3 separate regions of the Homo sapiens genome follow, and regions 2 and 3 are each linked to region 1. A link is a contact called in ENCODE Hi-C or POLR2A ChIA-PET data. All regions are on one chromosome and are shown on one strand. Each heading gives the region's core, a stretch centred on a gene start or an enhancer-like site at or near the end of the contact. The rest is flanking DNA. Distances are from core to core; before and after follow the strand shown.

Region 1 (4,750 bases), core at 63-2,562:
GCCTCCCAAGTAGCTGAGACTGCAGGCATGCACCACCATGCCCAGCTAATTTTTTTTTTAGATTTTGTAGAAACAGAGTCTCTCTAGGTTGACCAGTCTGGTCTCAAATTCCTGGCCTCAAGCTATCCTCTGGCTTTGTCCTCCCAAAGTGCTGGGATTACAGGCATGAACTGCCACACCCTGCCCAAATTTCTTGTAATCTAAAGGCAGAGCCAGCTTCAAGTTGTGTGACCAGTGCAGTTGCATACGGCACTGTGCTAAGGAGGGTCCCATACTTGGGGTTTAATTTTCTGCTGTTGCTGTCTTGAAAGTCTAATTCTATCTTTAATTTTGTGTTTTATCAGTGAAGTAGTACAAGAGAATAATAGAGCATGTGCCTAGGGCTTGGTGTCTCAGCTAACGTGCAGTACCGCTTTCTGCTGCTTCCCCAGCTGCCTCCACGGGCTGAGTCTGCAGTTCCCTGACAATGGCCTATCTTTCCCCTCCCCTCCAATACTACTGCTGCCCTCCTCCTTCCCCCAAGCTGGCAGCACCATCATACATTCTGCAAGTGACTTGATGCCCACCCCAGATCCAAGTACAAAACACATACAAGGGGGTTTACCTGTCCTCTGTGGGTTTGGCCAGGAGGACAGTGGAATGAAATGGTTTGTTAGACTTTCCTGCCCCCAGCCAGGGCACTGCATGTTGGTCCAGTGGCTGGCTGGAGGTGGAACTCAACAGCTGGTGGGCCATGTGGGTGCGTCAAATCACCTATGGCCCCTGGATACCAGTGAGTGCTGCACTGGCTGAGTAAATGTCCTCACCTGACAAAACATGATGTTAAATAACAAATGAAAAAATACTATGAAAAGTGGAGAGACAGATTGCAGAATAAAGGAAAGTGCCTTATATTTTGGTATCTTTAATAGCACCTTTTTCTGTTTTTTTTTTTTTTTTTGAGACAGAGTCTCGCTCTGTCACCGAGGAGGCTGGAGAGTGCAGTGGCACGATCTCAGCTCACTGCAACCTCCGTCTCCTGGGTTCAAGTAATTCTTCTGCCTCAGCCTCCTGAGTAGCTGGGACTACAGGCGCCCGCTACCACACCCAGCTAATTTTTGTATTTTTAGTAGAGATGGGGTTTCACCATATTGGTCAGGCTGTCTCGAACTCCTGACCTCATAACCTGCCTGCCTCAGCCTCCCAAAGTGCTGGGATTACAGGCATGAGCCACCGCACCCGGCCTTCTACGTCTTTGAAAAAGGGACCTCACACTTTCATTTTACACTGAGCCCTGCAAGTTATTTATGTAGCTAGTCCTGTCTATAGGTGGGGTTTTTTGTTGTTTTTTTGAGACAGAGTTTCACTCTGTCCCCCAGGCTGGAGTGCAGTGGTGCAATCTCGGCTCACTGAAACCTCCCCCTCCCAGGTTCAAGCGATTCTCGTCAGCCTCCCAAGTAGCTGGGACTACAGACACCTGCCACCACACCTGGCTAATTTTGTATTTTTAGTAGAGATGGGGTTTCACCATGTTGGCCAGGCTTGTCTTGAACTCCTGACCTCAGGTGATCCACCCACCTCTGAAGGGATGGGTTGCCCCTCCACACCTGTGAGTGTTTCTCTTAAGGTGGAATGAGAGACTTGGAAAAGAAAAAGACACAGAGACAAAGTATAGAGAAAGAAATAAGGGGACCCAGGGAACCAGCGTTCAGCATATGGAGGATCCGCGCCGTCTCTGAGTTCCCTTAGTATTTATTGATCATTCGTGGGTGTTTCTCTGAGAGGGGGATGTGTCATGGTCACAAGACAATAGTGGGGAGAGGGTCAGCAGACAAACACGTGAACAAAGGTCTTTGCATCATAGACAAGGTAAAGAATCAAGTGCTGTGCTTTTAGATATGCATACACATAAACATCTCAATGCTTTACAAAGCAGTATTGCTGCCTGCATGTCCCACCTCCAGCCCTAAGGCGTTTTCTTCCTATCTCAGTAGATGGAACGTACAATCGGGTTTTATACCGAGACATTCCATTGCCCAGGGACGGGCAGGAGACAGATGCCTTCCTCTTGTCTCAACTGCAAGAGGAATGCCTTCCTCTTATACTAATCCTCCTCAGCACAGACCCTTTACGGGTGTCGGGCTGGGGGACGGTCAGGTCTTTCCCTTCCCATGAGGCCATATTTCAGACTATCACATGGGGAGAAACCTTGGACAATACCTGGCTTTCCTAGGCAGAGGTCCCTGCGGCCTTCCGCAGTTTTTGTGTCCCTGGGTACTTGAGATTAGGGAGTGGTGATGACTCTTAAGGAGCATGCTGCCTTCAAGCATTTGTTTAACAAAGCACATCTTGCACAACCCTTAATCCATTTAACCCTGAGTTTGACACAGCACCTGTTTCAGAGAGCACGGGGTTGGGGGTAAGGTCATAGATTAACAGAATCTCAAGGCAGAAGAATTTTTCTTAGTACAGAACAAAATGGAGTCTCCTATGTCTACTTCTTTCTACACAGACACAGTAACAATCTGATCTCTCTTGCTTTTCCCCACATTTCCCCCTTTTCTTTTCGACAAAACCGCCATCGTCATCATGGCCCGTTCTCGATGGTCGCTGTCTCTTCGGAGCTGTTGGGTACACCTGCAGACTAACAACAGACAAAACAGGCACACAAGGATTAATATGAGATTTATAATCATAGTACTTCCGATGGTCTTAACCCAAGTGACAGGGTTAAGATTTGCGAGGCCATCAGCAACTCCTGCAATTGCCTCAGTTCCTGGCATCAAATTTAAATGGGCTTTTGATGCTTCGAAAATTTGTTATTTTAATTTGGAAATGTCTAAAGTGAGATTATCTTCTCTTCCCTGTAGATGGCGTCTAACCATGTCCCAGTGATGCTCAGACTCATTATAAATTTGGGGTGTAATACAAAAATCTGACGTATTCCAGTCACACTGTAACTGGAAACAATGTTCTAAGCTCATGAGTCTGTCTCCCATCCAAATGACAGTTTGTCTAAGATCATTAATTTGATTTGCCAATTTTTGATCAATACTAGATTGTGAATTCCACAATCTTGTAGAATTCTTTTGCCAATCATTAACAAAGTTTACCGACTGAACAGAAGAGTGCAATGCAACTCCTGCCACAGCAGCCGTAGCTGTGACTGCAATTAATCCCATAATCACTGCAATTAAGGTAAAAATGAATCTTTTGGATCTATTTAAAATGCCTTTTAATACTTCAGTCAAAATATGGATGGATGGCGAGGCCTCCCACGGTCAGTCCACGGACACAGAGATCCACACGCCCTCTCTTGCTCTCACCAGCAGAATACGGTGCCGCCAATTAAAAGTTGAATCAATGCAAGTAAACAATCTACAATTTTCACAGGTTATAGTTTGGGAGTCTGGTTTAATAACTATATTTCCTACAACTAGCATATAAGAGGGCTTTACGCAACTTTGTAAAGGAACCGTTAGACTGGAATTTAGGTCGATAGTATAAAATGGCTTACGATCTCTTGTTTCTAAAGTTTGATTTCCAGACCAAATTCTAATGTGGTGTCAGGCCAAAGCCTCCATAATTCTGGATGTTCAGGACCAGAAACAGGACTTATTATTTCTGGTCTTGGGGTAGAGATTCCTTTTTCTCCCCATTCCCAAGGGTAGAAAGACTGTAATTTTTTATGCTTATGTTTGTCTAGACTTTCTGTTAAGTCGCTATCAACAGCTGGACTCACTTGTGCACTTGGACACGACTGAGTTTGTCCTGAGCAATTGTGGTAGAATTGACCTCGAGGTGCCCAATCTATAATAGTTCCGAATTCATTGTTTTGTAATATCACCGCACTATTGGCCACACATTCTTCCCAAACTAAAACTTCTGTATTTTTTGATTCTTTGGGAATTTCCTTGGGGCAAGGTTTCCCTTTAGGTCTAAATTTTAATGATCTTTGATAAGAAAAGTCTTGTAAATAATTTACCCGTGGCCTGAGTGACATCCCGCTTACCATGTGATAAGTGAATCTACTGTTAGGACTGACAGTAGGTACTTCTACCAACCAATTTTGGACTGCAGGCATTAAACATCCTGGTGCTCTCCCTAGGCAAATAGGAGGATAACGATACACAATGGAAATATTTATCATCATCCCTTCTTCCTCAGGTTTGGCAGGGCAGCGATCATCTGTGGGGCCAGGTACCCATACACTATCATTAACATATACTTCTATAGGATTATCCATCCATGTGACTGGGGTTACCATCTCTGTGGAGGCCCTTTTCTTTGCATCTCCGATGGGTTCATTGTAGAACTTCAAATGTCTAGTGGGTATCCAAACAGGAAGCTGATTTTCTCCTGGTGAAACACAAGCAAAACCTCTCCCCCACGTTATCACCTTCCCTATTTCCCATGTCTTATTTTTATTATCTTTCCACCAAATTAGTTTTCCTTCATGTGGGCTGTGCTTTTTACCAGTAAGATGTTGTTTTGCAGAAGTAGTAGTCTGATTTCTATAAATGTTTAAAAAATTTAAAGTATAGAGTGCTAGATTAAGTTGCATCTGAGGAGTGGTACACTCCTTACTGTCTCCCCCTTCTTTTTGTTTAACTAATTGAGTTTTGAGTGTTCTATTAGTTCTTTCAACTATGGCCTGTCCTTGGGAATTATAAGGAATTCCTGTTGTATGTGAAATTTTCCACTGACTTAAGAATTTTTGGAAAGCTTTACTACAATATCCTGGTCCATTGTCAGTTTTGATTTTTTCTGG
Region 2 (4,523 bases), core at 144-2,643, 290 kb before region 1:
TTACTCCTCACCTTCCCATTTCATGTGTGATAAGTACAACAGAGACCACGTATTTATCCGAAATTTGTACCAGGCTGCTTAACCCAGGTCTCTGACTGGGTTGCACCAAGTCTCTAAATTTGCACCAGGTCTCTGACTTCAATCATTGCCTCCAACTTTGATGGAGCACTGAGCCAGCTCAATATGAAACTTGAGAAATCCATATGTGTGTGGTGACAGACGCCTTTATAACACGCTCCATCTCCTTCTTATCGAGCCTACCTCTCTGTAGGCCACTCAGGATCCATGGTCTCCCCTTTAGGCTATGGAAAGCAATAAATGGTTTCATAGTAGAAATAATGTTTGGAGAGTCTCTATCTAGCAGTAGGAAGATAAGGTAAGAGGTTATTACTTGAGAATGTGAGGTTTTAAAGGTGACAGTAAAAAGGGGAAGGAAGATAAAACAAAGTAAGTAAAGAACTATTTCAAGGAAATTGTATAGGATGAGGTAATGAATGTTTTTAGGGACTTAAACTATTTCAGTATTACACAGATAAAACTGGGAGAAACTTAGGGAGGTTTTAAAGGAAGATAAATTCAGGCTTGGACACAATGATTTCTGAATGAGTTCATAATAATGAAGGCATCTAAGAAGGCAGCTAAAAATAGTGTTTGAACGCAGGTGAAAATTGGGGGCTGGAGAAATAGAGGCAAGCATTATCTACAGAGAAGTAGGAGTTGGGATCATAAACTAAACCTATTCTCCAGGGAAAAAAGAAAGCATAGAAAGATAGTAACATAATACTTAGGGCCAGCTTAAGAAGCTCCTTCAGAGGCTGCATGACCTTGTAGCAATATTTTAAGCAGCACTCAAAGCTTCTAGCATAGGCATCTTGGTATGGTGAAAGGAGCCAACTCATAGCACGTACTTTCTCCTGTGTGCAGAAATTTAAAAACTAAATAAGTTTTCATGTCTTGTTCTGTTTTCATCCATATGTTTATTGTACTTCACGCTTCCCTGCTGAGGTGATTTTTTATTTTTCTGTTTGGCCCTCCTCCATCACTTCAAACTACAATGCTCCCCCATTTCTGAAACTCCCACAACCCTGTTTAGCCTTCCACCTATGACAATGGTCAGTCTCCCACAGGCCTTTGGTTGATTTCTCTCTCTCACCTTTTTTTTTTTTTTTTTTTTTTGTAGTCAGTCTCACTATGTTACCCAGTATGGTCTCAAACTCCTAAGCTCAGGCAATCATCCCACCTTGGCCTCCCAAAGCACTGGGATTACAGGCATGAGCGACCACACCCAGCCAACTTTGGTTGATTTCTAAATGCCCTTCCTGGCTCACATTTTCCTGTGATGAAACTGAAACTTGTTATTACTGATGACAAGCAACTGACTCTTTACCAATGAATACAGCCAAAAAGCTGTGAGACACTATCTCTGGGTCAGGCTTGATCTCTGCAAGCGCAGTTGTCGGGGCTGGGAGAAAATACTATCTCCTCAGAAGCATCAACATCACCACTTCAACACTAGAGACAAAAAGGGTACCACTATGAGAACACCACCCTTTGAAAAATGACCCACCTTGGCACCTGTGCTCAACTAGGAGTCAAAACCAGACTCTTACTTTAGTCGCTAGCCAGACAACACTCTAAGTCTCTAGAAACTACAGCATCATGTACAATAAATTACCTTTTTCCTTATGGGACCCATTTCTGTGTTTCTGGGTATGTGTGTGTGTGTGTGTGCGTGCACATGTGTGTGTGTTTAACTTAAGGATTCTTTAATTTTTCTCAACTCAGAGGCTGTGTAGATATACTATCTCATCTAGTTTATAGTTTATTGCTGCCTATCTATCTCAACATATAAAATATGTTCATGCTGTGTTTTAGAACATTAATTATTTTCTCCTCTAGGGAAGCAAACAGTCTTGAACACAGGGAACTTCAACAAACATTCAAGCATTCAATAACTGGCCAGTGTATAAAGTACTTAAAATTTTTAAAATATTCAAAAATATTTTTAAATGTTAACTGAGAAATTTTTTAATTAAACTAACTGAGCACACACTTCTGCATTTCAAGTCCAGAATGAATATATGGCTTGTTCAGCCCACTTCTGCCTTCTCATGAACAGCAAAATCTAGACAAAAGTCATGACTAAATGACTCTTCTGTGGTTACTCTGGCTTCACAGCCAGAAGAAAAGTCAATTGCTATGTAACCACAGGGCTTATCTGTTTGTTCATTAAAAGTGCTGTAAATAACAGTTTCTGTGATAGTAGTTTTAATTAACAAAAATTAACAAATTAATTTTAATTTTAATTTGCTGTGGCTCACTCCTGTAATCCCAGCACTTTGGGAAGCTGAGGTGAGCAGATCACTTGAGGTCAGGAGTCCAAGACCAGCCTGACCAACATGGTGAGAAACCTCGTTCCTACTAAAAATACAAAAATTAGCCAGGCGTGGTGGCACATGCTTGTAATCCCAGCTACTTGGGAGGCTGAGGCAAGAGAATTGCTTGAACCCAAGAGGCGGAGTTTGCAGTGAACCGAGGTTGTGCCACTGCACTCCAGCCTGGGCAACAGAGCGAGACTCTGTCTCAAAAAAAAAATTAATTAAAAAAATTCACAGCATTTAGTTAACAAAATCCAAATTGAATAGACCATGTAAATATCTGATCAGTCTTTTGGCAATTTGCATATAATACACAAACTAATCATGAAACGAGAAATTCTGCAGTTGCCCTAGATTTCGTACTGATGGAGAGCAGAAGACCTAGACACAGCCAGGCCCAGCAAGAAACAATATGATGCCACCTGACCTCAGGAGAGTACACTGAAGTTCTCCTCCCCATCCACCCCTCAACTTTATCTTCCTCTTACTCACCTCTAGTGAATTACCTTGATTCCTAGTTCACCAAGGTAGTTAAAGCCATGTTAAGATTCTCCATCTGCCATTTCATTTCTCTAGCTTGGCCCTATACTCATCCTACTAGTCTTTCTGCCTGCAGTTCTCCCAACTTCATAGCACTCCAATTTTCTATTCCCACCTGATCTACCTTCCTAAATCCCACTTTCCATCATGTCACTCCTCTGCTCAAAGGCCTTCAAAGAATCTACATGGCCCTCAGTATGGCCCTCCAAAACTTGACGCTGGCTACCTCCAACATAAATGTTTTCAGCCCAGATCATTCCTTTCTATATTCTACACTCTGCATAGACTGTCCTTTCTTCCTCCTTATTCCAAGACCTCTAGAAAACGGAAACTGGAGCAAAGATTACAGGGTATTCCTTTATTTGGGGAAGTACAATCCTGGGACAACAAGAGTGGAGGAGAAGGACAATGAGACAGAGAAAGACATCAAGCAATGTGAGATAATGCATAACAATGGCCTCTTCTTCACAATGAGCTGGAAGAGTCTCAGCCACTCCCTTGGAGGTCACCTGCTCAGCTACCCAGCATGTCTCTAGACAGACTGATCAGAGAAGCTGTGTCTCACATTAGTCTATTAGAGGAAGGAAGGGAAAGAGTGTGGTTGGTCCTCCATATCCTTGAGTTCTTCATCTGTGAATTCAACCAACTGTAGATCAAAAATATTTTTTTTTCTTTTTTTCTTTTTCTTTTTTTTTTGTTTTATTACACTTTAAGTTTTAGGGTACATGTGCACATTGTGCAGGTTAGTTACATATGTATACATGTGCCATGCTGGTGCGCTGCACCCACTCAAAAATATTTTTTAATTGCATCTGTACTGAACATGTACACTTTTTCTTGTCATTATTCTCTAAACAACACAGTATGACAACTATTTACTTAGCATTTATATCATATTAAGTACTGTAAGCAACCAGAGAGATTTAAAGTATGTGGGAAGATGTGTACAGGTTATATGCTAATATTATGCCATTTTATACTGGGGCATTGAGCATTCATGGATTTTGGTATCCAAGGGAGGTCCAGGAACAAATCCCCCATGGATACCAAGGGATGACAATACTTATCTGCCCAAATTTTTCTAGCTCCTGTTTTTCTCTGTCAAAAGTCAACTTTCCCACACTTCTAGATTGTATTCTCTGGACTCTTTGGGAAGCTGCTTCGGAAGCCACAGCTCATGCGTAGCCTGTGTGATACAATATACAAATCTCAAAGTGGTGGAAGAAGCCGGAGACTCCAGGCAAGAAACTGGTCTGTCTCAGGTGCTAGACACTCATGGACCTGTCATGAGGTTGTGTCATGAGGCGCAGCAGCAGCAGCTAAGGCAGAGCAAATGGGTGGAAGAGGTTAAGGTTCTAGAGACAGATCAGCCAAGAGAATCTGCAGAACTGTATATGTTCAATATGCCTTCTACTCTTCTAGCCAAACAGCCCAGCCATAATGTTTGCCCACTGGAGCTTTCGGTTCTTGAATTATATTGTGATTGTGAAGGTTAATTAAGTATGTGTGTGTGTGTGTGTGTGTGTGTGTGTGTGTGTGTGTGTGTTGTCTCCCCAATTAAATTATAAGCTCATTAATAGCAGGTACCAAGCCTACATTCCCACG
Region 3 (4,432 bases), core at 594-3,093, 360 kb before region 1:
ATTGATAGTCCCAGTTTGTCATCAATCTTTAAACATTGTTTATTGGGTTGGGGAAGGTTGTCACAGAGATTTTTAATTTTATGTGATCTGATCTATTAATATTTATAAGGGTCAATTTAGGAAAAATAAAAATATTGACTCGGTGCATTTTTTTCAAACAGGACAAATTTACCTTTCATTGTAAAAATAATGCACTCATTTTTAAAAAATCAAACAGTACAGTAATATTTAAAGGAGAAAGTAAAATTCTACCAGCTGTGATGGTCTATATTTTAAATATTATCCCCTGCCCCCCAAAAAACTTACTTTACACATTCATTGAGCCCCTTGGAGGAAAAAAAGTATATTCTTATATGTCACTATCTTTACTAAACAGAGGAATTTAACTCATTAAACTTGGCACCACTTTTCCACAATGTAAATATATAAGTTTGCTTACAAAGAAGGCACACAAAGGTGGCTTTCTAATCTTTCATTCTGAAATCCAGTGGTAGGGCTGTTCATAGAGCTGACAGAGCTGCACATGGCCTTTGGGACAGAGATGAGTCATCAGTGACCAAGTACACAGCAACCTGGGAATATTCCCTCCTATTCTGGTGGGCTTTCAAGGCTAATAATCAAGGGCTCTCGCCTTATCTGCTTCTTCCTTAGTCTTCTCAGCACATAGTGAATAGGCCATATTAATGAGGAAGATGAGGCATAGGTGCCTTTTTTCTGATATTTAAAATATGAATCACCATAGATGGTAAGATTCATGGTTAGTTGTACTTTCTCTTTTAAGTGTTCCTGTACTCTTTGAATTAAAATAATAATAATACATTATTTTCATAATAAAAGGTAAACTTGTTCTATTTGAAAAGTAATAAAGATAAATACACTTTACTGAAGAGTACTAACAGTCTAAGTAGTGTATAAGGACGGAGAGTCAGCAGCCTTATTCTGCACTGAAGCTGCCTACCTCCCCCATCTCCTCTGAAGACTTTATTTTTTATATTTATGTTTACAATCTAATCACTTTACATAAAACAACCCGTGAGTTTAAGCTCAATTTTTATTTCTCCAAATTCATTTATAAACTCTATTTCTCTAAATCCATCTGCCAGTGAGTACACATATTTGAGATAATAGGTATAATTATACAAACATTCAATTTTTTGTTTTACATTATTCACCTAAATAATCTCATGTACTTTTTTTTTTTTTTTTTTGAGATGAAGTCTGGCTCTGTTACCAGGGTGGAGTGCAGTGGCGTGATCTCCGCTCACTGCAACCTACACCTCCCAGTTCAAGCGATTCTCCTGCCTCAGCCTCCTGAGTAGCTGGGACTACAGGCATGTGCCACCACGTCCAGCTAATTTTTGTATTTTTAGTAGAGACGGGTTTCACCGTGTTGGCCAGGATGGTCTCGATCTCTTGACCTCATGATCCACTCGCCTCGGCCTCCCAAAGTGCTGGGATTACAGGCGTGAGTCACCGTGCCCGGCCCTCTTAGGTACTTTTCATTTCACCAAAAGAACCCCCAGAGATTTTATTTCTAATGTCTCTGTGGCATTCCATCTTCTTATTTTATATATATATTTTTTTGTGATTTGTTTAGCTATTACTTTCTTCTTGAACACTTGGATCATTTTAGGTTATAAATTCTCAGTGTTAAATTTGAAACATGTCTGTGCAATTACTTCTTTGGTTGTTTATTTGGGGCTTATTTTATTGAAGCCTCAGCTCCAGGTTAAAGGTTATGAACAGCTTTACAGCTCAAGTTAGTGGCACTTTCGGTGAAACAGCTGTGGTCTCGTCATGTGATTTCCTTTCACAGAGTGAGTTTCATTAGTACTAATGAAGGAATAAAGTAGAATTTCTCTAGTGGGAACCACCCAGCTGTGGTCTGCTGCCCATGACATTTTGCTCAAATTCCCTCAGACATGAGCACCACAGAAATTTTTTAAAAACGAGTCTGACCCATTCACTCAGGAAGAAAGAACTCCTCCGTGGGCAGTTGTCCCCTTTACTAGCTAGCCTCAACAAGTTGCTCCAATCACAGGGGGGTCTTAGTCCATTTGTTTTGCTATAGAGGAATACCTGAGGCTGGATAATTTATAAAGAAAACCGGTTTACTTGGCTCACAATTCTGTAAACTGTACAAGAAGCATGGAGCCAGCGTCTGCACCTGGTGAGGGCCTCAAGCTGCCTCTACTCATGGCAGAAAGGGAAAGGGAGCTGGCACAGGCAGAATACATGGTAAGAGGAAGCAAGAGAGAGAGAAGAGGAGGTGCCAGACTCTTTTTAATAATCAGCTCTCCAGAGAACTACTAGAGTGAGAAGGGAACTCACTCATTACGGAGAGGACAGCACCAAACCATTCGTAAGGGATCCACCTCCATGACCCAAACATGTCTCATTAGGCCCCACTTCCAACACTGGGGATCAGATTTCAACCTGCAGCTTGGAGGGCCAAATATCCGAACTGTAGCACAGGACCTCTGAGGGACTGACTGCCTCAACCCCAAAGCAGACAGCAGGTACCGCCCCACAGGTCCCAAGCCCATACCAGACATCATGTTGTACTCTTTCTAGAGCATGGCCTTATTACCAGAGTTACCCATGAACAGCTTGCCCATGGGCATGGCATCTTTGGAATCTGTGTAGTCCATATTGTGCAGGCTGTCAACCCTGCCCACCCTTCATACAACTCTCAACTCCAAACATCATGAACTCCACTCCCATTAACAAATAAATATCTTTTTAGGATTTCCTTCAGAACTTTGCCCCCAAACTCTATGCTCAACACAGTGGCCAGAGTGACCCATATAAATGTAGGCCAGATCCTGCCTTTCTTTTGTTCTACCCTCTCCCCTCCCTAAAGGCTTCCCAAACCAAAGGTCTTTCAATGGCTGAAAGACCCTGTGCAGTCTGACTCCCTGTTAGGTACCTGACCTTTTCTCCTCCCTCCCATCCACTCTATACTGAACACACTTGTCTTCTTTCTGTTCTCCAATGCATCAGACACACTCCCACCTCAGGATTTTGGCACTGCTGTTCTCTCAACCAAGAACACTTTTGCCCTAGAAGCCATCAGTGTGCCTCACTCCCTTGCTTCCTTTGGGTCTTTGGCCAAATGCCACAACTCAGTGAGCCTTCCTTAAATCTTTTTGAAATTGCAACCATCCCTCTCCTGCCACTTACTACTCTTCTTTTCTGCTTTTTTTCATAGTATTCATCAGCTATTTCATATACACCTTGTATTTATAATAGGTCTCTACCACTATACTCTAAGGTCCTTAAGAACAGAGATTTTTGTTTATTTTGTTCACTGCCATATCCCCAGTGACTCCCAGGATGAGTGACTTGTACATAGCAGGCACCAAACATGTATTTATTGAATGTGTTTCTCTGAACCCTGCACAATGCCAGGAGAGATTTACAGGAACAACCCCTGTCCTCCAGAAACTCTTAGTGTAGTTGGGGAGTTTGACAATTGCTAATACTTTATAAAGTCAGATCTCTAAGGTTAACACCCTAACACCTTCTTAGTTCCTCTTAGATACTGTGACTGCACCTAAGGGAAGGTGCCTTTAGGAGGAAGGTAGTTCATAGGTTGTGGTTTTGTGGTGGAACCTCCTGGTTTCAAGTAAGCATTGCTGACTTGGACAAAGATCTGAGCTTATTTTTTCTAATCAACTGTGCTTTCTCTATGAACATTGATGTTTTTATTAAAATAGCAAAGGATAATAAATGCCTCTCTTGTATTATATTTAACCCTTGAGGCAGAGAGGTCCAAAACACAAAAAAACCTATCTGATATTTTAGGCAGAGTTTCTCTTGACTCAAAACCACTTCTAGCACATTCATTAGGAAGGTTACTATCAAAAATAAATAAATAAATAAATAAATAAAACAAGTGTTGGAAAGGATGTAGAGGAAATGGAACCTTTGTGTACTGTTGGTACTAATGTAAAAATGGTGCTGCCACTGTGGAAAACATTAAGATAATTTCTCAAAAATTAAAAATAAGGCCAGGCACAGTGGCTCATCCCTGTAATCCCAGCACTTTGGAAGGCTAAGGCAAGTGGATCACCTGAGGTCACAAGTTCAAGACAAGCTTGGCCAACATGATGAAACCCCATCTCAACTAAAAATACAAAAATTAACTGGGCATGGTGGTGGGCCCCTGTAATCCCAGCTACTTGGGAGGCTGAGACAGGAGACTCGCTTGAACCAGGGAGGCAGAGGTTGCAGTGAGCCAAGATTGAGCCATTGCACTCCAGCCTGGGTGACAAGAGCAAAACTCCATCTCAAAAAAATAATTAAAAATAGAATTACCATATGATCCAGCCATTCCACTTCTGGGTATATATCTGTTATGGTTTGGATCTGTGTCCCTCCCAAATCTCATGTCAAATTGTAACCTCCAGCGTTGGAGGAGAGGCCTAGT

The links. A loop is a pair of places that touch in the nucleus more often than their neighbours do. ChIA-PET counts read pairs that join two places held with the same protein, here RNA polymerase II (POLR2A). Pooled maps may share reads with other maps.
Region 2: a loop to region 1 is called in a pooled map, with 2.7 times the contacts of the local background. The contact joins two enhancer-like sites. A Hi-C loop is called at or near these places in 1 of 168 maps with a recorded cell type or tissue (OCI-LY7), 1 of 37 single-sample maps with no recorded cell type and 3 of 50 pooled maps. POLR2A ChIA-PET finds 5 or more read pairs at or near these places in 2 of 52 experiments (A549 and MCF 10A).
Region 3: a loop to region 1 is called in a pooled map, with 5 times the contacts of the local background. The contact joins two enhancer-like sites. A Hi-C loop is called at or near these places in 3 of 37 single-sample maps with no recorded cell type and 2 of 50 pooled maps.

What each region holds. Positions count from the first base shown.
Region 1 is chr3:101,697,826-101,702,575 of GRCh38, reverse strand. LOC124906262 (endogenous retrovirus group K member 5 Gag polyprotein) reads right to left here. Exons shown (of 3, transcript XM_047449415.1): 3 at 1-4,750. Among named protein-coding and RNA genes, the nearest start is that of RPL24, 13 kb to the right of the region's middle. RefSeq lists enhancers at 39-797, 798-1,557, 2,318-3,077. Within about 2 kb of position 1,312, at least 3 of the 41 ENCODE cell types and tissues checked have a DNase peak (open chromatin) inside an H3K27ac peak, as active enhancers do.
Region 2 is chr3:101,985,686-101,990,208 of GRCh38, reverse strand. The region is part of intron 2 of RDUR (RIG-I dependent antiviral response regulator RNA); the gene reads right to left. Among named protein-coding and RNA genes, the nearest start is that of RDUR, 47 kb to the right of the region's middle. RefSeq lists an enhancer at 2,250-2,299. Within about 2 kb of position 1,393, at least 3 of the 41 ENCODE cell types and tissues checked have a DNase peak (open chromatin) inside an H3K27ac peak, as active enhancers do.
Region 3 is chr3:102,057,127-102,061,558 of GRCh38, reverse strand. No RefSeq gene overlaps it. Among named protein-coding and RNA genes, the nearest start is that of RDUR, 120 kb to the right of the region's middle. Within about 2 kb of position 1,843, at least 3 of the 41 ENCODE cell types and tissues checked have a DNase peak (open chromatin) inside an H3K27ac peak, as active enhancers do.